Regions from separate parts of the Homo sapiens genome. Here regions 1, 2 and 3 are each linked to region 4. Evidence: chromatin loops called from intact Hi-C (ENCODE). Cell type or tissue: HCT116. All regions are shown on one strand. Region 1 has its middle 30 kb from the start of WNT8B. Region 2 overlaps CPN1 (carboxypeptidase N subunit 1). Region 3 has its middle 8.3 kb from the start of PKD2L1. Region 4 overlaps ABCC2 (ATP binding cassette subfamily C member 2).

The links. Peaks named below come from ENCODE experiments on the same cell type or tissue, not always from the same donor. Only the 100,000 strongest peaks of a DNase experiment are listed, where the experiment ranks them.
Region 1: a loop joins it to region 4, with 3 times the contacts of the local background. A loop is called at or near these places in 9 of 110 quality-filtered maps.
Region 2: a loop joins it to region 4, with 10 times the contacts of the local background. A loop is called at or near these places in 102 of 110 quality-filtered maps.
Region 3: it touches region 4 in a loop (5-fold over the local background); 6 of 110 quality-filtered maps call a loop at or near these places.

Annotation. Positions count from the first base shown.
Region 1 is chr10:100,430,859-100,435,858 of GRCh38, forward strand. No RefSeq gene overlaps it. Among named protein-coding and RNA genes, the nearest start is that of WNT8B, 30 kb to the right of the region's middle. In HCT116, a CTCF peak has its summit at 3,108 (motif pointing left); a DNase peak (open chromatin) is centred at 3,113.
Region 2 is chr10:100,043,141-100,048,140 of GRCh38, forward strand. The region is part of intron 8 of CPN1 (carboxypeptidase N subunit 1); the gene reads right to left. Among named protein-coding and RNA genes, the nearest start is that of DNMBP, 36 kb to the left of the region's middle. RefSeq lists an enhancer at 1,216-2,042. In HCT116, CTCF peaks have their summits at 484 and 3,078 (motif pointing left); DNase peaks (open chromatin) are centred at 411, 707, 1,501 and 3,081; H3K4me3 peaks cover 796 bases; H3K27ac peaks cover 2,911 bases.
Region 3 is chr10:100,336,065-100,341,064 of GRCh38, forward strand. No RefSeq gene overlaps it. Among named protein-coding and RNA genes, the nearest start is that of PKD2L1, 8.3 kb to the left of the region's middle. RefSeq lists an enhancer at 3,352-3,421. In HCT116, a CTCF peak has its summit at 2,571 (motif pointing right); a DNase peak (open chromatin) is centred at 2,587.
Region 4 is chr10:99,843,650-99,848,649 of GRCh38, forward strand. ABCC2 (ATP binding cassette subfamily C member 2) reads left to right here. Exons shown (of 32, transcript NM_000392.5): 27 at 150-251; 28 at 673-816; 29 at 1,975-2,133; 30 at 3,312-3,478. Among named protein-coding and RNA genes, the nearest start is that of ABCC2, 64 kb to the left of the region's middle. In HCT116, a CTCF peak has its summit at 2,348 (motif pointing right); a DNase peak (open chromatin) is centred at 2,302; H3K27ac peaks cover 1,139 bases.

The DNA of each region.
Region 1 (5,000 bases), 590 kb after region 4:
CTTGAGTGAGCTAAGATTGTGACTTTTGTTTTAAAACACTCTAGATGTATTCTATCGAATATATGTGCAATTAAAAAGCAAATTAAAAATAAGAAATAGCCAGGCATGGTGGCTCACATCTGTAATCCCAGTACTTTGGGAGGCTGAGGTAGGGGAATAGCTTGAGTCCAGGAGTTTGAGATCAGCCTGGGCAACATAGTGAGACATTATCTCTACAAAAAATAAACAAAATTAGTAGGGCGTAGTTGTGAGTGTCTGTAGTCCCAGCTACTCGGGAGGCTGAGATGGAAGGATCACTTGAGCCCAAGACATGGGGGCTGCAGTGAGCAGAGACTGCACCATTGCACTCCAGCCTGGGTGACAGAATGAGACTGTGTCTCAAAAAATAAAATAAAGTAAAATAAAATTAATAAATAATAGCAGGAAGTCCTCTTCTATTCATTGTACCTGAGAATCTAAAGCTAAAGAACAATTCCTTGAGATTTTAGTGGATACATAAACTGGTTCAACTCTACAGAGCAATAAAAGAAGATTTAAAAGAGTTTGGTTATGCAATATTTGATTGTCACATTCAGGGAGAGTTTTAAGCTTGGCCTATATACTAAATCTGTGTACTCATTCATTCTTTTGAACTTATTCCAAAATTACAACTTTCTTTCACAGAGTACCTCACATTCCACTCATTTTCCTTAAATTGGTAAGGAAATCGTATTTTATTTTATGTATTTATTTATATTTTATTTTATTTTATTTTTTTGAGATGGAGTCTCACCCTGTCGCCCATGCTGGAGTGCAGTGGCGTAATCTCGGCTCACTGACCTCTGCCTCCTGGGTTCAAGTAATTCTCCTGCCTCAGCCTCCCGAGTAGCTGGGACTATAGGTGCCCGCCACCACGCCCAGCTGATTTTGTATTTTTAGTAGAGACGGGGTTTCACCATATTGGCCAGGCTGGTCTTGAACTTCCGACCTTGTGATCCGCACCCGCCCCCCCCCCCCCCACCCGGCCTCCCAAAGTGCTGGGATTACAGGAGTGAGCCACCATGCCCGGCCTGTGTATTTATTTTTGAGACATAGTCTGGCTCTGTCGCCCAGGTTGGAGTGCAGTGGCGCAATCTCAGCTCACCTCCTGGGCTCAAATGAATCTCCTGCCTCAGCCTCCTGAGTAGCTGGGACTACAGATGTGAGCCACCACACCCGGATAATTTTTTTTATTTTTTATTTTTAGTAGAGACGGGGTTTCACCATGTTGACCAGGCTGGTCTTGAACTCCTGACCTCAGGTGATCCACCTACCTCAGTCTCCCAAGGGGGAAATCTTATTTCTTTGACCATGAACATCTCCTCAGAAATTATCATTGCCCACAATAGCATTTCCATTTTGTGAAAAAGCTAGAACCCTAATATCCTCCTTTCATGTCACTCTCTTTTGTCTTTTATCAGTTACTTCCTTTCATTGGTCATTTAAGTCAATCTTTTAGAAACGTTATGTTTTATTCCTTTCTCTCTCCTGGTTCTCCTTTACTTCTCACTCTTTTGTTTATTAATTATTATTTTAAAGAGACAGGGGTCTCCCTATGTTGCCCAGGCTGGTCTGAACTCCTAGACTCAAGCAGTCCTCCTGCCTTGGCTTCCCAAAGTGCTGGGATTATAGGTGTGAGCCACCGCACCCAGCCCGCTTCTCAGTCTTTTAAAACACCTTTCCTCATTATTCAAACTAACAACCTAAACATTTGTATTGAGGACATAACACACACCCAACAATGTGTGTGGTGAGTGTTCAAGGGATAGGTGTGATCTGGGCTTAGAGCTTGCAGTCAAAGAGCTCACAGTCTAGTTAGGGAGATAGCAAACATATCAGAAAAAACAAGACAACAAGAAAAACATTAACAGTAAACCACAGGGCTCTGGCTGCCAGTGTAACTCAGGAGTTCAGAAAACCAAGCAGCTAGAAGAGTCAAAGTAGAGAAATAGGCCAGGCGCAGTGGCTCACGCCTGTAATCCCAACACTTTGGGAGGCTGAAGGGGGTGGATTATCTGAGGCCAGGAGTTCAAGACCAGCCTGGCCAACATGGTGAAACCCCCGTCTCTACTAAAAAATACAAAAATTAGCCGAGTGTGGTGGCAGGCACCTGTAATCTCAGCTACTTGGGGGGCTGAGACAGGAGAATCACTTGAACTTGAACCCGGGAGTCGGGGTTGCCGTGAGCCAAGATCGCATCATTGAACTCCAGCCTGGGTGACAAGAGTGAAATTCTGTCTCAAAAAAAAAAAAGAAAAGAAAAGAAAGCCACACAATCATCTGCCAGGAAATCTTACACAAATCTACCAAGGTGTACATTCTTGTTTCATCTGGAGCCTGAGGGCAGCTATTAATATGAAGGGAAAGCAACCAGGCAACCAGATAGATTGGTAAATTTGTGTAAATATATCTTTTTTTTTCTAGCCATATTAATTTGGCTGGATCATCAAACATGCCATTGAAAAAGATGTGTCTAGTTACAAATATCAGAAGAGCCTGTGTGTGAATGCTTGTGTGTGTGTGTGAGAGAGAGAGAGACAGAGAGAGAGACTTCACCAGGTGGGAACAAATCCAAAGGTGCATACTCAGAACACTACTACAGCGATCCAACCCTGCTCCACCAACATAAACCGATGTGTCATTGGGTATAAATATCCTTATTAAAGAGATCAGATCTATTGATTAATGCCAGACTCATGGGTACCATATAAAACAGAACACTTTCCAAGAGATATCTGACAGTGCCTTGTACCCCAGATAGACGTGTGTTTATCAAGTCACACAGTGACTTGGAGACCGCCATAGTTTTACCCTGACCAAGACTGTCATAGAGCTTGGCTTCTAACCTCAGCAGAAGGCTTGCTCATGTCCATGCACTTAGTCGGTTTATTCTAGTTTCACGAAGTGGAGGTTTTTGATTTCTAATCTGGCACAGATGCTCCATCCCGTGCCTTCTCCAGGGATGTTTTCTGAGATCACCCAGGTTTTACCAGGTTTTATGGGGCGAGAACCTGTCCTCACTTAAAAAGTAAGGAAGTTATGCCCCCTGCAGGACAAATCGGTAACTGCAGGCTCGGTGATCTGCGAGGACAGTGTTCTGTGCCTTTTGGAGCACTATATTGTTTCTCTCCACAATGTGGCGCTGCTGTTCTAAGTGTCATTTTAGGGCCAGTTTAGGGTAGGAAAGAGGGTGACAGCAAGAATTAGAAGGTGTAGGGGAGGGCGCCAGGGAAGTAGGGAAAGGAGATGTTAGGAAGAAAGCTGGTGGGCTACTTCTGCCAGATAGGGCTTCCCTAGCACCCCAAATCTGATCCATTGCAATTAGGAAAGTTATCTCCTAGTCCAAGGAATTTATCCAGTAGTTCCCAAATCTGGCTGACTGGCAGAATCACCAGGAGAACATTTTTAAAGATACAGATTCCCAGATTTTATCCCAAGAAACTCTGATTCATAAATTTTGAGAGGAGCGCAGTCATCTGTCTTTTTAAAAAGCTTTTTCAGAAGATCATCAGTGTGTTGTTTATCTAAGATTTAGAAGCGAAAAAATATTTTAAGGGGAAACCAGTCCTAGTCCTCTCAGGACTCTGTGAATACAACTTCTTTTTTTTTTTTTTTTTTTTTTTTGAGACAGAGTCTCATTCTGTCGCCCAGGCTGGAGTGCAGTGGCTCCATTTCTGGTCACCGCAAACTCTGCCTCCTGGGTTCAAGCGATTCTCCTGCTTCAGCCTCCTGAGTAGCTGGGATTACAGGCGCCCACCACGATGCCCAGCTAATTTTTTTGTATTTTTAGTAGAGACGGGTTTCATCATGTTGGCCAGGCTGGTCTCGAACTCCTGACCTCAAGTGATCCACCCACCTTGGCCTCCCAAAGTGCTGGGATTACAGGCATGAGCCACTGTGCCCAGCCAGCCAGAATTTTCTTAAAGCAAAGCAGCCTAGAGTTCATTGAGGAGGTCTTCGCTTAGTGGTCCTGAGTGCCATGACCTTTCCATCTATAGACAAATACCATCAATTATTTTGTGATGGCTCTTTACACTATTTAGATGTTTATTTTCCAGCCAGGCATGGTGGCTCATGCTTGTAATCCCAGAACATTGGGAGGCCAAGGTGGGAAGATCACTTGAGGCCAGGAGTTTAAGACCAATCTGACCAACATAGTGAGACTCCATCTCTAAGATTTTTTTAAAAAAATTAATAAATAAATGTTTTATTTATTTATTTATTTATTTATTTATTTATTTATTTATTTATTTTGAGATGGAGTTTTGCTCCTGCTGTGCAGGCTGGAGCGCAATGGCATGATCTCGGATCACCGCAACCTCCGCCTCCCGAGTTTAAGCAATTATCCTGCCTCAGCCTCCCGAGTAGCGGGGATTACAGGCATGCACCACCACGCCCCCTTAATTTTGTAGTTTTTAGTAGAGACAGGGTTTCTCCATGTTGGTCAGGCTGATCTCGAACTCCCAACCTCAGGTGATCTGCCTGGCTCTGCCCCACAAAGTGCTGGGATTATAGGCGTTGAGCCACCGCGCCCAGCCATAAATGTTTATTTTCAAAGCAACTAGAACCAGTTTGTTTCCTTCCTGAGATAATTATCCACTTGGTAATTGTAATAAATAATAACACTATCAGACTATATTAGTCCTTAAAGATGGTGCCCAATATATTGTTGTATGTTGGAAAATATATACATGGAAAAAGAAAATTGCAAGAAAATGCAGACAGCAAAGTGATAGAAAAGTACATAAACAGCAAAAGAATAGAAAAGTATTTGGAAGGAAATATACTCAACTCTTTTTTTTTTTTTTTTTTTTTTTTTTTGAGACGGAGTCTCACTCTGTCACCAGGCTGGAGTACAGTGGCACCATCTTGGCTCACTGCAACCTTCACCTCCCGAGTTCAAGCGATTGTCTTGCCTCAGCCTCCCAAGTAGCTGGGACTACATGTGCGCACCACCATGCCTGGCTAATTTTTGTATTTTT
Region 2 (5,000 bases), 200 kb after region 4:
ATCCTTGCACTTTAGGAGGCTGAGGCGGGCAGATCACTTGAGATCAGGAGTTAGAGACCAGCCTGGCCAACATGGTGAAACCCCGTCTCTACTGAAAATACAAAAATTAGCTGGGCTGGTGGCACATGCCTATAGTTCCAGCTACTCGGGAGGCTGAGGCAGGAGAACTGCTTGAACTCAGCAGGCAGAGGTTACAGAGAGCCAAGATCACGCCACTGCACTCCAGCCTGGGTGACAGAGTGAGATTCCATCTCAAAAAGAAAAAAAAAAGTAAAGAAAAGAAAGAAAAATATATCTACACATCAAATATGATTTCACCAATACTGCCACTTAGGACAAGAGCCATGATTGACGGTGCTGTAACAATCTTCTTTATGCTGCCTGGGTGACTCACAGGTGCCATGCTCAGGCATGCCAGTAAGTGTCACCATGCTTCAGAACTAAACCTTCTGCCTACTTGTTTGACTTCAAAGATAGTAGAGATGATAAAGAGTGTTGGTATGGACTTGGGGATTTATTTTACTTTTCTTTTTTTTTTTAATTTTAGAGATGGGGTCTTGTTATGTTGTCCAGGCTGGACTCAAACTCCTGGGTTCAAGATCCCCCTGCCTCAGCCTCTCAGCCTCCTGAGTAGCTGGGATTACAGGCACATGCCACCACATCCTGCTTGGATTCTTAAACTGGAAATTTCCATGTGTGTTAATGCATCCTTTCAAGCACTACATTGCAACCTCTCTTCTGGCCACAGCACGCAGATGGAAAGATACTTTTCACTGACAAATGTGGGACATTCTGGGTGTGGAAGAGCCGTAGAACTATCCCAGGCTGAAGAGGAAGGAGAGGGAGTGGCACAGTGTCCTAACCACACTCCTCTGGGGCAGGCCTGGGCTTTCCCACCCTTGGAACAGCTTGAGCCCCTGAAGCCAGCTGGGAGTTAAAAAACATGTCACTGACTAAGAGGCCTCTCTGTAGGGTTATTTCCTGCCCCTTCCGCAAAAATTGATAGCCAGTTTTTCTGCTAGTTCCTCCAGGAGGGAAGGGGAGAATCAGAGCCAACTGTGCTGTATTATTTACCAATTCCTATTTAGTAACATAGGAATCTAGACAGAAAAAAATGAGAGAGAAGAGAGACAAGAAAATGAGGCAAGGACAGAGGAAAAGGAAAGGAGTGGTGACATGTGGAAGGCCTTGGGGAAAAGCAAAGAAAACACTGGGCCCCGGAAGATATTTTATTTCATTTTATTTTTATTTTGAGATAAGGTCTTACTCTGTCATCCAGGCTGGAGTGCAGTGGTGCAATCACGGTTCACTGCAGGCTCCATCTCCTGGGTTCAAGTGATCCTCCCACCTCAGCCTCCCAAGTAGCTGGCACTACATGTGCATGACACCATGCCCGGCTAATTTTTGAACTGTTTTGTAGAGATATGATTTCGCCATGTTGCCCAGGCTGGTCTCAAACCCCTGGGCTCAAGTGATCTGCCAGCCTCAGCCTTCCAAAGTGCTGAGATTACAGGTATGAGTCACCGCACCCAGCTGAGACATTTTAAAGCTGGAAACTCTGTAGTAAACAATCTTTTTTTTTTTTTTTGAGATGGAGTCTTGCTCTGTCACCCAGGCTGGAGTGCAGCGGCACAATCTCGGCTCACTGCAACCTCCGCCCCCTGGGTTCAAGCAATTCTCTTGCCTCAGCCTCCCAAGGAGCTGGGATTACAGGCATGAGCTACCACACTTGGCTAATTTTTGTATTTTGAGTAGAGACAGGGCTTCGCCATGTTGGCCAGGCTGGTCTCGAATTCCTGACCTCAAGTGATCCGCCTGCCTCAGCCTCCTGAAGTGCTGGGATTACAGGTGTGAACCACCACACCTGGGCAATATTTTTTTCCTTTTTTCTTTCCCAGACAGATGGATATCTGCTTTAGACTGGGAAGGGAGATAGACTCCTTTGTGATCAATAAATGGGTTTTTAGTTGTTACTGTGTCTGGAAATTGTATCCAAATGACAGACATCTTTTCTCCTCTGAGTATATTTGACATAATGATGGGTTATGTTAATTTATTTAAAGAATATGTGAAAAGGGGGGCAAAATCCTTTGAAATTGAGTGTGTTACTCAAGAGGACGTGCAGTTGTTTGAATTTGGCGTTGAACAGACTTGCTGGTAATGCAAAACTTATATATGTAGCTGCTTAACAGTCATTCAATTTTAGGATATAACAAGAAAAAAGGGAAAGAGGACCCCAGATCAGCTCATAGGCTGCAATGAAAGATTTACTCTCTGTTTCCTGCAACTGTAAGCAGAAGTAATTTACATTATTTAGGAGATGGGACTAGGGGAGGGGATGGAGGAAGAAACTATCTGGAAATTCTCAAAGGACTTAAAGCATAGTTCTTTCTCCTGATCCTTGTGTTACAATAAGGAGCTACAAACACAGGTTGTACACTTAGTATGAGTTCTGTAACACATTGGCTAAGAAGGGAGCCAGAGAGCCTGATATAGGTTCGAATCCTGACTCCCACCACTTGCTATGTGATATTACACAAGTTTCTTTTATCTTCTCTAAGCCACAAATGGGGATACTTGCATCTACCTCACAGGGTTGTTGTGAAGGTTAAATGAGATAATGCTGGAAAGCTCTCATATCATGTCATACATAGTACTTATTCAATAAATAGTAAAAGACAAGCTTGACTGGACTGCATTGTGTTAATAGGGAAAGGTGGTGGGAGGGTCTACTAAGGGTTGTGTACAGGAGTGAGGCGGCCCTAGGAAAGGCTGACTTTTAGGAAATGAGATCTGTAGATGTCTGTTAAATAGGACTGCCTCATTATTTTGTCCTCATTTGAGAAATCTGAGGATTAGTGTCTACGATCTCTGAGCTCTGTTAGCTCTGAGATCTTAATACAACCAAAACTGAAAAGATCCAGGCTGTAAAATCAAAGAAGTTCTTTGCTTCTCATCCTATCTATAAAAGAAAGCCCTGGAGAGTTTAATCTTGAAGAGTAGCTGGCTTTTTGCGGCATGAGTGGAAAGCAAGATCAGGGCCCAGGGAGCACCAGAAGGGATGGTAGAGCGCCCTCTGGTGGCAGTCCTTGCCAGTGGCACAGAAGAATGCAAGCCCGCTGCCTTCTCTGTAAAAACTGGTCTTAAAGAAACCATCAGATTTAGGCCGATCACAGTCTAGGCGGAGGGAGCACAGTGGCTCACGCCTGTAATCCCAGTGCTTTGGAAGGCCAAGGTGTGAGGATCTCTTGAACTCAGGAGTTCAAGGCTGCAGTGAGCCATGACTGTACCACTGCCCTCCAGCCTGGGCTACACAGAGAACCCGTCTCTACAAAAAATAACAAAAATTAGGCCAGGTGCAGTGGCTCACGCCTGTAATCTCAGCACTTTGGGAGGCCGAGGAGGGTGGATCACCTGAGGTCAGGAGTCCAAGACCAGCCTGGCCAACATGGTGAAAACCCGTCTCTACTAAAAATGCAAAAATTAGCTGGGCGTGGTGGCACATGCCTGTAGTCCCAGCTACTTGGGAGGTTGAGGCAGGAGAATCACTTGAACCCGGGAGGCGGAGGTTGCAGTGAGCCGAGAATGTGCCATTCACTCCAGCCAGGGCAACAGAGCAAGACTCTAGTCTCAAAAAATAAAAATAAAAATGGCCGGGTGCGGTGGCTCACGTCTGTAATCCTAGCACTTTGGGAGGCCGAGGTGGGCAGATCACCTGAGGTCAGGAGTTCAAGATCAGCCTGGCCAACATGGCAAACCCCTGTCTCTACTAAAAATACAAAAAATAGCTGAAGATGGTGGCACATGCCTGTAATCCCAGCTACTTGGGAGGCTGAGGCAGGAGAATTGCTTGAACCCAAAAGACAGTGGTTGGAGTGAGCCGAGATTGAGCCACTGCACTCCAGCCTGGGTGGCAGAGCGAGACTCTGTCGAAAAAAAAAAAAAATTAGCTGGACATGGCGGCATGTGCCTGTAGTCCCAGCTACTTGGAAAGATGAAGCAGAAGATCTCTTGAGTCTGAGGCTGCAGTGAGCCATAATCACGCCAGTGCACAGCCTGAGGGACAGAGACACTCCCTGTCTCTATGAAAGAAGAAGAGGAGGAAGAGGAGGAGGACAAGGAAGAGGAGGAGATATCTGACCTATCTTGTTTGACTGTAGGTCAAGGAGAAGGAGGAGGAGAAGAAAGAGAGGAGGAGGAGGACATATCTGACCTCCCTTGTTTGACTGTAGGTCATAAGACCCTACCTTGTTTGACTATAGGTCATGAGTCCCTCTTTCCAGAGAGGGTACTGACCCACACACAGAAGGAAGAAATTCATGGTCAGAGAGCCCAGAAGAATCTGGAAAGATAGGCCTTGCTAGATTTCTTCACTCAGTGCATAGCATTAGCTGATACTTTTTTTGTCCAGTTGCATTTATTACCTAGCTGTACCTACTTTGTTGAACCTACACATAAAAGTGGACAATTTCCCCGGTATCTTTGGGCCTTCATTCTGAAGGCTCCTGTGTATACACGTTAAATAAATTGGTATGCTCACACAAAACAAAAAAAGAAAAAACAGGCCGGGCATGGTGGCTCATGCCTGTAATCCCAGCACTTTGGGAGGCCGAGGTGGGCAGATCACCTGAGGTCAGAAGTTCGAGACCAGCCTGACCAACATGGAAAAACCCCATTTCTACTAAAAAAAACCCACCAAAAATTAGCCAGGTATGGTGGCACATGCCTGTAATCCCAGCTACTCAAGAGGCTGAGGCAGGAGAATCACTTAAACCTGGGAGGCGGGTGTTGCGGTGAGCCGAGATCATGCCATTGCACTCCAGCCTGGGCAACAAGAGCGAAACCCCCTCTCAAAATAACAATAATAATTATAATAATAAAATAAAATAAAAATAAATTGGTATGGCTTTTCTCCAATTAATCTGCCTTTTGAGAGTTGATTTGGCCCCTGCATACTAAAGGCTTTATGTGCATGTTCTCATTTCAGCCTCTGGTGAAGG
Region 3 (5,000 bases), 490 kb after region 4:
CGGGGTTTCACCCTGTTAGCCAGGATGGTCTTGATCTCCTGACCTTGTGATCCGCCGGCCTCGGCCTCCCAGAGTCCTGGGATTACAGGCGTGAGCCACCACGCTCAGCTTCATCAGGAAGCTTTTTAACCCACTTGGCGAATTGGTCCCATGGCTTCACTGGGATGTGGTTTTTGGTAATATGCCGTCCAAGTGTAGACACTGGGGTGAAGATTACCCCATTTCTGCCACCAGTGAGCTCCCTTTTCACAGTATGCCCATCCCAACAAGCTTCTTCAGTGACCCCCAGATCTACTGCACTCCAATGAAGAGCCAGAAATAGCAAAGTCTATGGGAAGGAAACTTGTGGCCCATGACCTTGTAAGTTCTCCTGAAGGAACCCCTGGGGAAAGTTGCCTTCCATATTCCAGACAAAAGAATCTTGGTTGGCCGGGCGCGGTGGCTCACGCCTGTAATCCCAGCACTTTGGGAGGCCGAAGCAGGCAGATCACAAGGTCAGGAGATCGAGACCATCCTGGCTAACATGGTGAAACCCTGCCTCTACTAAAAATGCAAAAAATTAGCCGGGCATGGTGGCAGGCGCCTGTAGTCCCAGCAACTCAGAAGGCTGAGGCAGGAGAATGGCGTGAACCCGGGAGGCGGAGCTTGCAGTGAGCCAAGATTGTGCCACTCACTCCAGCCTGGGTGACAGAGCGAGACTCCGTCTCAAAAAAAAAAAAAAAAAAAAAAGAATCTTGGGGTAATTCACATTCCAAGTTCTACAGGGAGAGGCAAGCTTCAAACCACCTTCTGTATACTACATACTGATTCTTAACCGTTTCCACCTCAGTAAGTGTAAACCATAGGACACAGTCCATAAATAACCATGGCTCACTATGACAATGATTCTTAATGGAAGACATTGGGAATCACGTACCTATAAGAAAGCATCCTGGGCATGAGACCTTAAGCTTCATCAATATCCCGCTAGTCATCTGTGTGGGAAAAATAGTAAAATTTGTTTTTTGTTTGTTTTTTGAGACAGAGTCCCACTCTGTTGCCCAGGCTGGAGTGTAGAGGTGCAATTGCAGCTCACTGCAACCTCAACATCCCAGGCTTAAGCAATCCTCCTGTCTCAGCCTCCCAGATAGCTACGACTACAGGGCATACCACCACACCTGGCTAATTTTTGTATTTTTTGTAGCGACATGTTGCCCAGGCTGGTCTCAAACTCCTGGCCTCAAGTGATCCTCCCGCCTCAGTCTCCCAAAGTGCTTGGATTACAGGCATGAGCCACCGCACCTGGCCCCATGTCTTTAAAGAGATCCTTTTTGGGCCCAGGCGCGGTGGCTCACACCTGTAATCCCAGCACTTTGGGAGCCCGAGGTGGGCCGGATCACCTTTGGGAGTTCGAGACCAGCCTGACCAACATGGAGTAATCCCGTCTCTACTAAAAATACAAAATCAGCCAGGTGTGGTGGCGCACGCCTGTAATCCCAGCTAGTCAGGAGGCTGAGGCAGAAGAATAGCTTGAACCCAGGAGGCGGAGGTTGTGGTGAGCTGAGATTGTGCCATTGTACTCCAGCCTGGGCAACAAGAGTAAAACTCCATCTCAAAAAAATAAAAAAGTTCAAGGAGGGTTCTGATCAATGAAAAGCTTTTGGATGTTTAGACTAGAAGATCTCAGGTGACCTTGGAAAGTAAGAAGGCTTTTGATGCCTACAGATTTGGGGGAATGAAGGTGTACAGCTTCAAGGGTAAGTGGTGAGGCAATGAAAAAAGTGGCTCAAAAAAAAAAAAAAGGAATTACAAAAAAAAAAAAGAAAAAAAAACTGGCTCCATTTAACAACACTAGTAATTTATTAAAGATCTGTTGAGTACCTACTGTGTGACCTTCTTTCATATCGGTTTGGGGATATCCTAAGAAACGGAAACAACCATCCTCATCTTCACGTACTAAAAGCCTCACCCACTTCTTCTTATGGTGCTGATTTTAAAACAGCTTTATTGAGATAGAGTCACGTGCCATAAAATTCACCCACTTAAAACAGACAATTCAATGGTTGTAGTACATTCACAGATGTGTGTGACTATGGTGCTTTTTTTTTTTTTAGACAGAGTTTTGCTCTTTTGCCCAGGCTGGGGTGAAGTGGCACAATCTCGGCCCACTGCAACCTCCGCCTCCCGGGTTCAAGCGATTCTCCTGCCTCAGCCTCCCGAGTAGCTGGGATTATAGGCGCTCGCCACCATGCCTGGCTAATTTTTGTATTTTTAGTAGAGACGAGGTTTCGCCATGTTGGCCAGGCTTGTCTCGAACTCCTGACCTCAGGTGATCCACCCACCTCGGCCTCCCAAAGTGCTAGGATTACAGGGGTGGGCCACAGTGCTCAGCCGACTATGGTTTTAATTTTAAAGGAGGAAAGTTTGGGAATTAAGTTTGGAAGTCAGGATTTTTGTAATTTATGCTGTAAATGAGAGAGGGAGAGAACCCCAACCAGCAGAACAAATTCTTCACTCCTACCTTCACCAGCGGAATCAAAGGACCCAGTGGGAGGCCACAAAGGTGCTTTACCTACCAGGGCCACTGGGTGGCAGCAGGACCCTGGCCCCATATATGTCAATATGGAGAGCCTGCTCTTTTCTGGATGTAGAAGAGCAGATAATCCAGTTTGGAGGGGCTGAGCCTTCAGAGGGGCCTCAATCTAGAGACCACTTTTCTCCACAGCTTCTTCCTATACCTTACCTTTTTTTTTTTTCCCTCTGGATAACTCTGCAGGTTCAGATCTGGGCCGGCTAACAGGTCCTAAACCCATAGGGCTTTATCATTCTAGAGGTCTAGTAATGGCCCCTATTAAACTGGCTCCTCTGAGAAGCAGACACTAAGGCTGGGCAACTATGTGTGGTTTTTCATGGGGGAAACATCTATGAGAGAAAACAGGGAGCTGAGTGAGGCTGACAGCGCTGTCAGAGAGTGAGGAAAGTCCTGCCTGAGTGAAGGAGATAGGGTAGGAAGATTGGGAGGGCAGCTGTGGCATAGTCAAAGAGAGGTTCAGTGAAACCTTCTGGGAGCCACAACAGGCCATCGGGAGTTCTGTGTCCCCCAAGAATGGGCTTGCCTTCACATCCCTGCCACACTTAGCTACTGGTGAGGCTGCTCTAGGTGGGAGCAGGCCTGGGGCAGTATGACCCAGGTGAACATCTTGGTCAGCCGCCCTACCTGTAGTCTGCGGTCTCTGAGGCCCATTCGCACTGCCTCCATGCCTTCCTTTGGAGAAATGACAGCCTCAGCCCTCCGGGGTTTCTATCAAGTGCCACATCTGCTCTCCACCTCTCAGGGAGACAACTGAACCTTCATCTCTCACCTCATGTGCTGATTTCACTTCCCAATTTCATTTCCTTCTCCCCATGACCCCACCCTCCATCATGGCTCCTCCCATGCCCTGGATGAGACTCTGTGCCTGCTCCTGGAAGCGTTCAGGCACACTCACCCTCCCAAGCAAGCCCTACATTTCCATTCCTCTGCCTTTGGCTGCTTCTTGCTTAGAAGCCCTAAAACATGAAGGAGGTAATGGTATTACCTGAATGGTGGCTTCAGCCCGGATCCCAGGTGTCAGCCTGCCCTGGCTGGAAGCTAGCTGGCCAGCACCAGGCCCCATCCCTTTCCTGGGGTCCCTGTTTCTCAAGTGACCATCTATCCTCTGGTGCCAGAGTTGGTGGTGAGGTCCCAGACTCAGCTGAGCCTCATAGACCTCCCTGAACTATGCGATAGGCAGCCATAGCTTTGCCAGGTGGCTCAGAGAGCCAAGCAGCTCTTGGGGATCAGAAAAAAGACATTGACACTTGGCTGGGGAAAGCAGAGGTTTGGTAAAGTGAATGTTAGAGGGAAAGAATGATGGGTTCTTGGCGTGTTCTTGGGAACAACAGGGTCCACAGCCCCCTTTGGGGTTCTCAGTGCTGTTGAGGCTGCAGGAACTGAGGTAGGGCTGAGGGGCCTGCAGTGCCTGGGGCTCCAGGCTTCGCTCCTCCATCTCCCTGGCTGGTCCTCAACTGCAGGCTTAGGAAGGATGGGATAAAGGTAGTTGGCTTTCTGGGCTGCTGCCTGAAAGGAGGACATGGGGACACCAAATATTCTGCAAGAACGTATCTGGGCCAGATGACATTGCAAATCCAGAGTCCCTTAGGACATGAGAAGGGAATAACTCTGGCCTTTAAAAGGGAATCCAGCCAACCCCGGGTGTGGGAGGAGCAGAATAACAGCATGGAAATTCACCTTGATTACATTAATTTACACCTTAGATGCTGAAGGTAAAGCTGAGGGCTAGCATGGGATTTTCCCTTTCTCTCTTGGGTAGGGAGAGATGGGGAAGAAAGGTGGAGTTGGGGGCTGGAGTAGAAAGATCAAGCTTTTAGCCGACCTGGGGAGCCTTCCAGAATGTAACTTGCCCAGAGGCCAGGCCTCCTAGGTACTAGGGTTTATGCAGCAGGGAATGTGATCACGGGGGAAGTGGTGAGTGGTGGCAGGGCAGGGGAGAAGCAGCGCCCAGCAAGTGTCCTTCTGACTTTCTGCTCAGCATGTTTGTTCTGTGGCTGGAAAGAATGAGTTACTAGACAAAACATATGAAGTACCTAGTACGCACCTAGCAGATGTTAGGTACAGACAAATCCCCATCACATCCCCCACCTCAGTGCTCCCAGGCTGGTACAACTTTTCTGAGCCTTGCAAAATACAGGTAAATATGTGGGTAAATATTAGTAGATTATCAAAGCACCTAGCACAGTGCACATAAATAGATGCTTAAATAAATAAAAATAAATTTTAAAAAAACACTAAATGACTCTGTCACCAGCCCATTCTCTTCCCCTACCCGATTCTAGGGGCACCTCTTAGGAAGGGCGCCCCTCTCTCTTCCCTGAACTCCGACCCTGTTTAATATAGTATGTTTACACTCTGCCTTCATCAGATGCTAGCCTGCCCAGTTTGCTATTGTGCTTTGTCCTGTTTCTCTTAGAAATCTGTGAGC
Region 4 (5,000 bases):
GGATTGTCTTTCTTACACTTTTCCTTACTCCCTTGTAGAGTCCAGCACAGTGCTGGGTACAAAGTCGGCACTGGATTGTCCTTGTGGTTTGAGTGGTTGAGTTGGTTTCTGTGCCTATGATGATTTTCAGTCTTCTGGTTTTTCTGTAGATCACACAAACCCTGAACTGGCTGGTGAGGATGACATCAGAAATAGAGACCAACATTGTGGCTGTTGAGCGAATAACTGAGTACACAAAAGTGGAAAATGAGGTAAGGAGGAACTGGAAAAATCCAGGAACAAGGCAAAAACAACATGCAACTCCTTCGAGAGTGCATCTTTAGAATTTCTCCATATTTTACATGGGCCCATAATGGGTCCCTAAAGTTTCCTTTCCTCTAACTCAAAGGACCTAATTTCTTCAAACTTAGAATAGGAAATGGTTTAGGGGATGTCGGGTCTTGCAACATACCGAGGAGATCTACAGCACAAGCTCATGGTGTATTTTTCTTTAACTGAATAAGGTAGGAACTTTCCAAAAGTGCAAGTCTAGTTCAGCCTATTAAATGCAGAGGCCATTAGGTAGCTGGGACACTGCTACCCTTCTCCTGTTCTATGACACGAGTCCTGGGTGGACTGTTCGGCTGAGTTGCCACCTTATAAAACTTACTTCTCATCTTGTCTCCTTGCCAGGCACCCTGGGTGACTGATAAGAGGCCTCCGCCAGATTGGCCCAGCAAAGGCAAGATCCAGTTTAACAACTACCAAGTGCGGTACCGACCTGAGCTGGATCTGGTCCTCAGAGGGATCACTTGTGACATCGGTAGCATGGAGAAGGTAGGTGGAGTGAAGGAAGGCCTGGATGGGAGGCCTTGTGATCAAACAACAATTGGACAGAGTGGAGAGCAGCTGGGCCCTAAGCCTTCATCATTTGGATGGAGGGAAAGGGTCAGGGCACTTCCTCTGCCCTGGGGAGGTGTGGGGACACAGTATCAGAGGGAAGGATAGCAGCCAGGGATCACACAGACTTACCGCAGCTGTCGGGGCCTTCTGCTCAGCTCCTCCCTGCCTCCTAGCCAGCTGACCAGGGCCCCTTTCCTATAAGGTCCACAGTATGCAGAGAGGAAGTCAGGAAGGAAACAAGGGGGCGGCCAGGCCTGGTGAAGGAACTGTTGAGAATAGCAGTGTGGAGGTTGTCCCTGAAGGAAGAATGGCCCAGTTCTCCTCCCAGTCTTCAAAGTCAGGCACCCTCCTTAGGTGCTGTTGTTCTCCGAGGACTTGGGGTCTGATGAGCAAGGACGCTGAGGTCCAGATCAGAGTCTGGCTCTCAGCTGGTGGCAGACCTAATCTTTCCCTTCTTCACTTCTAAACAAGCATTTTTCTTTTTTCTTTATTTTTATTTATTTATTTATTTATTTTCAGATGGAGTCTCACTCTATCACCCAGGCTGGAGTGCAGTGGCACAATCTTGGCTCACTGCAACCTCTGCTTCCTGGGTTCAAGTGATTTTTCTGACTCAGACTCCCAAGTAGCTGGGACTACAGGTGCACGCCACCATGTCTGGCTAATTTTTTTTGTATTTTTAGTAGAGACGGGGTTTTGCCATATTGACCAGGCTGGTCTTGAACTCCTGAACTCAGGTGATCTGCCTGCCTTGGCCTCCCGAAGTGCTGGGATTATAGGCATGAGCCACCACGCCTGGCCTAAACAAGGATTTTGTTTTTATCTATAATTTCCAATAATAATTATAACAACAGCTGCCAAGAGAGTCCATTTCAAACAGTGACTATAGTTCTCAGCAAACAATGATTTTTGGCATCTTTTTCTGACATCTGGGTACTTTTTTCCTCACCAAAACCAAAATCAGTTTAATATCTTAGAGATGGAGTAGCCAGTCACTGCCTCTTACCTCCTGTGACTGTGAATGCCCAGGCTAAATAACTTTTCCCCAAGAATTATTTGTGGAACTAATGTGTAAGGGAACTATATTCGCAGATTGGTGTGGTGGGCAGGACAGGAGCTGGAAAGTCATCCCTCACAAACTGCCTCTTCAGAATCTTAGAGGCTGCCGGTGGTCAGATTATCATTGATGGAGTAGATATTGCTTCCATTGGGCTCCACGACCTCCGAGAGAAGCTGACCATCATCCCCCAGGTGAGCTCTAGAACTTACTCGGGCACATGCCGTGGGGAGCAGCTTGTTTTACAGGAAACATATGCAGCTTCTTCTTGATGTCTGTTCAGTCAGCACTGTCAATTCCACGGTCTACTCGGGATACTTGAGCTAGTTCCCTAGGATGGACACGTCATTTCCAGAACTTTGAAATGTTTGGTAATATGCATTTGTGGCTGCCTGTATCTGACCACTAGGTGGCAGCAACACAACAGAAGTCAAGTACAGCAGACGATTCTTTAGCGTTGCTATAGCCCATCACGGTTTGCAAGACTTTTGCAATCAGCATTAGCAGTTTTGCCGCTGAAGCTTGAAGCCATTAAGCTTTATACTCCCCATTTGCTATGGTTAAAAGATAGAGGAGGGAATTTGCTGCAGGTTTCTGCCAGCAAGCGGAACGCTTCGTGCATCAGCAAGAAAGATTTCCCTTCGGCTTCCTCTCTGGATCCTGCCAGATAAGGACTGCCGCGAGGCCTCTCCGTTCCCCGCAGCGGCTCCTCAGGAGAACCTTTCCTCCTCCGCCCACTGCAGCCCAGTTCCTCTGGGGGTAGTTTTGGTCTGTCTGGTGTTTGCTCAGTTCGATAGTCTTTTCTCCAGCCTCTTCAAAAGCGTGACACCTTCTTCTCATGCAGCTGTACTATTCTTTCCTCTACCCTCCTCTGATCCCTCTACCTTGAAATCACGATTATGGGTTTGGGAGGCCGAGGCAGGTGAATCACTGGAGCCCAGGAGTTCAAGATCAGCCTAGGCAACATGGCAAGAACCCATCTCTACAAAAAATTTAAAAAATCAGCCAGGCATCGTGGTGCGTGCCTCTGGTCCCAGCTACTCGGGAGGCTGAGGTGGAAGCATCACTTGAGCTAAGGATGTCAAGGCTGCAGTGAGCGGTGTTTGTGCCACTGCACTCCAGTCTGGGCAACAGAGTGAAAGCCTCAAAAACAAAAAATAAACCGAGGACTTCTAACCCTGTGCCTAGCCCCTGGCTGGTAGCCACTCCGAGCCTTAGGAGGGAAAACCTTGCGGAAGCTCAACCACAAACCAGCTTCCTGCCTCAGGAATCCATCTCAGGCCAGTCCTATCCACCATCTCCCAGTCCTGAGGAACTCCGAGGTCCTTTTCTGGCATGAGCCCCAACAGCCCCCTTGTCCTTTCACTTGCAGGACCCCATCCTGTTCTCTGGAAGCCTGAGGATGAATCTCGACCCTTTCAACAACTACTCAGATGAGGAGATTTGGAAGGCCTTGGAGCTGGCTCACCTCAAGTCTTTTGTGGCCAGCCTGCAACTTGGGTTATCCCACGAAGTGACAGAGGCTGGTGGCAACCTGAGGTAATGTTCCATAGCCTGCTACCCCTGCAGGCAATGAGAGGATGTGAGGGGGCCACTCCTCGTGTTCCTCGTGTTAGGTGATGCCTGGCATAGAATTTTCATCCAGGTCTGATTCCTAAAGTGTAAAATGAACCTGTTGTAAAGTTCACAAGATAAAATAGATGTGAAAGTGCTTTAAAACTCTTGAAAACTGGTCGAGCACAGTGGCTCACGCCTGTGATCCCAGCACTCTGGGAGGCTGAGGCAGGTAGATCACCTGAGGTCAGGAGTTCGTGACCAGCCTGGTCAACATGGTGAAACCCTGTCTCTACTAAAAATACAAAAAGTAGCCTAGCATGGTTGTGGGCACCTGTAGTCCCAAGCTACTCAGGAGGCTGAGGCAGGAGAATCGCTTAAACCCAGGAGGTGGAGGTTGCAGTGAGCCGAGATTGCACCACTGCACTCCAGCCTGGGCAACAGAGCAAGACTCCGTCTAAAAAAAAAAAATCAACTCTTGAAAACCTTTGTTATTGGCCGGGTGCAGTGGCTCACGCCTGTAATCCCAGCACTTTGGGAGGCTGAGGCCGGTGGATCACGAGGTCAGGAGTTCAAGACCAGCCTGGCCAAGATGGTGAAACCCCGTCTCACTAAAAATACAAAAAATTAACTGGGTGTGGTGGCAGGCGCCTGTAATCTCAGCTACTCAGGAGGCTGAGGCAGAGAATTGCTTGAACCCGGGAGGCGGAGGTTGTAGTGAGCTGAGATCACACCACTGCACTCCAGCCTGGGAGACAGAGCAAGACTCCATCTCAAAACAAACAAACAAACAAACAAAAAACCTTTGTTATTAAGTGTACTCCTCATATGACATTACACAATGTGAGCTTACACATCCCACAGAAAGCAGAGGCTCCCAGCTGTGCACAATCAGGATGAAAATAGTCTGGCTGCCTGGTCCAATCCTAGAGTCTGATTTAATTGTTTGAGGCTAGACTGGACATAGGGAGTTTTAAAGGATCCCCACGAGGCTGTTAAGGGCATCGCAGTTAAAGAACCACTGATCTAAAGAGCATGCGGATGACAGGGAACGTGACATCTGTAAAATCCGTAGGCACTGTTGAAACACCTGAAATCAACAAAAGACTCTCTTGGCTTTCACAGTTATTTTTAACCTTTCCAAAACATTTTTATATAATTGACAGTTCACTTCTGGCCTTCAGTGTATGTTTGCCTGTCCATTAATAAGTTGATCTGGCATTTTTCCTGTAACATTTTTGTTTTTCCTTCCACACACTGAAGTTCTGCCCTCAGCCAAAGCCCACTGCTCATGGACAGGTCTTGCTCCTGCCCCAGGGGCCTCAGTGGTGGTAGGCAGGGAATAGGCCGTTGGCAAGTTGAAGCTCAGGAAGGAAGGGAGGGCTCAGTAACTGATTCAGGGGCCAGCCACTCTGGCTTCACCTGGGAGCTTGTTACATGTGCAGAATCTCAGGGCGTAGACCTACTCATCAGAATCCGCACTTTAGCAAGATTCCCAGGTGATTTG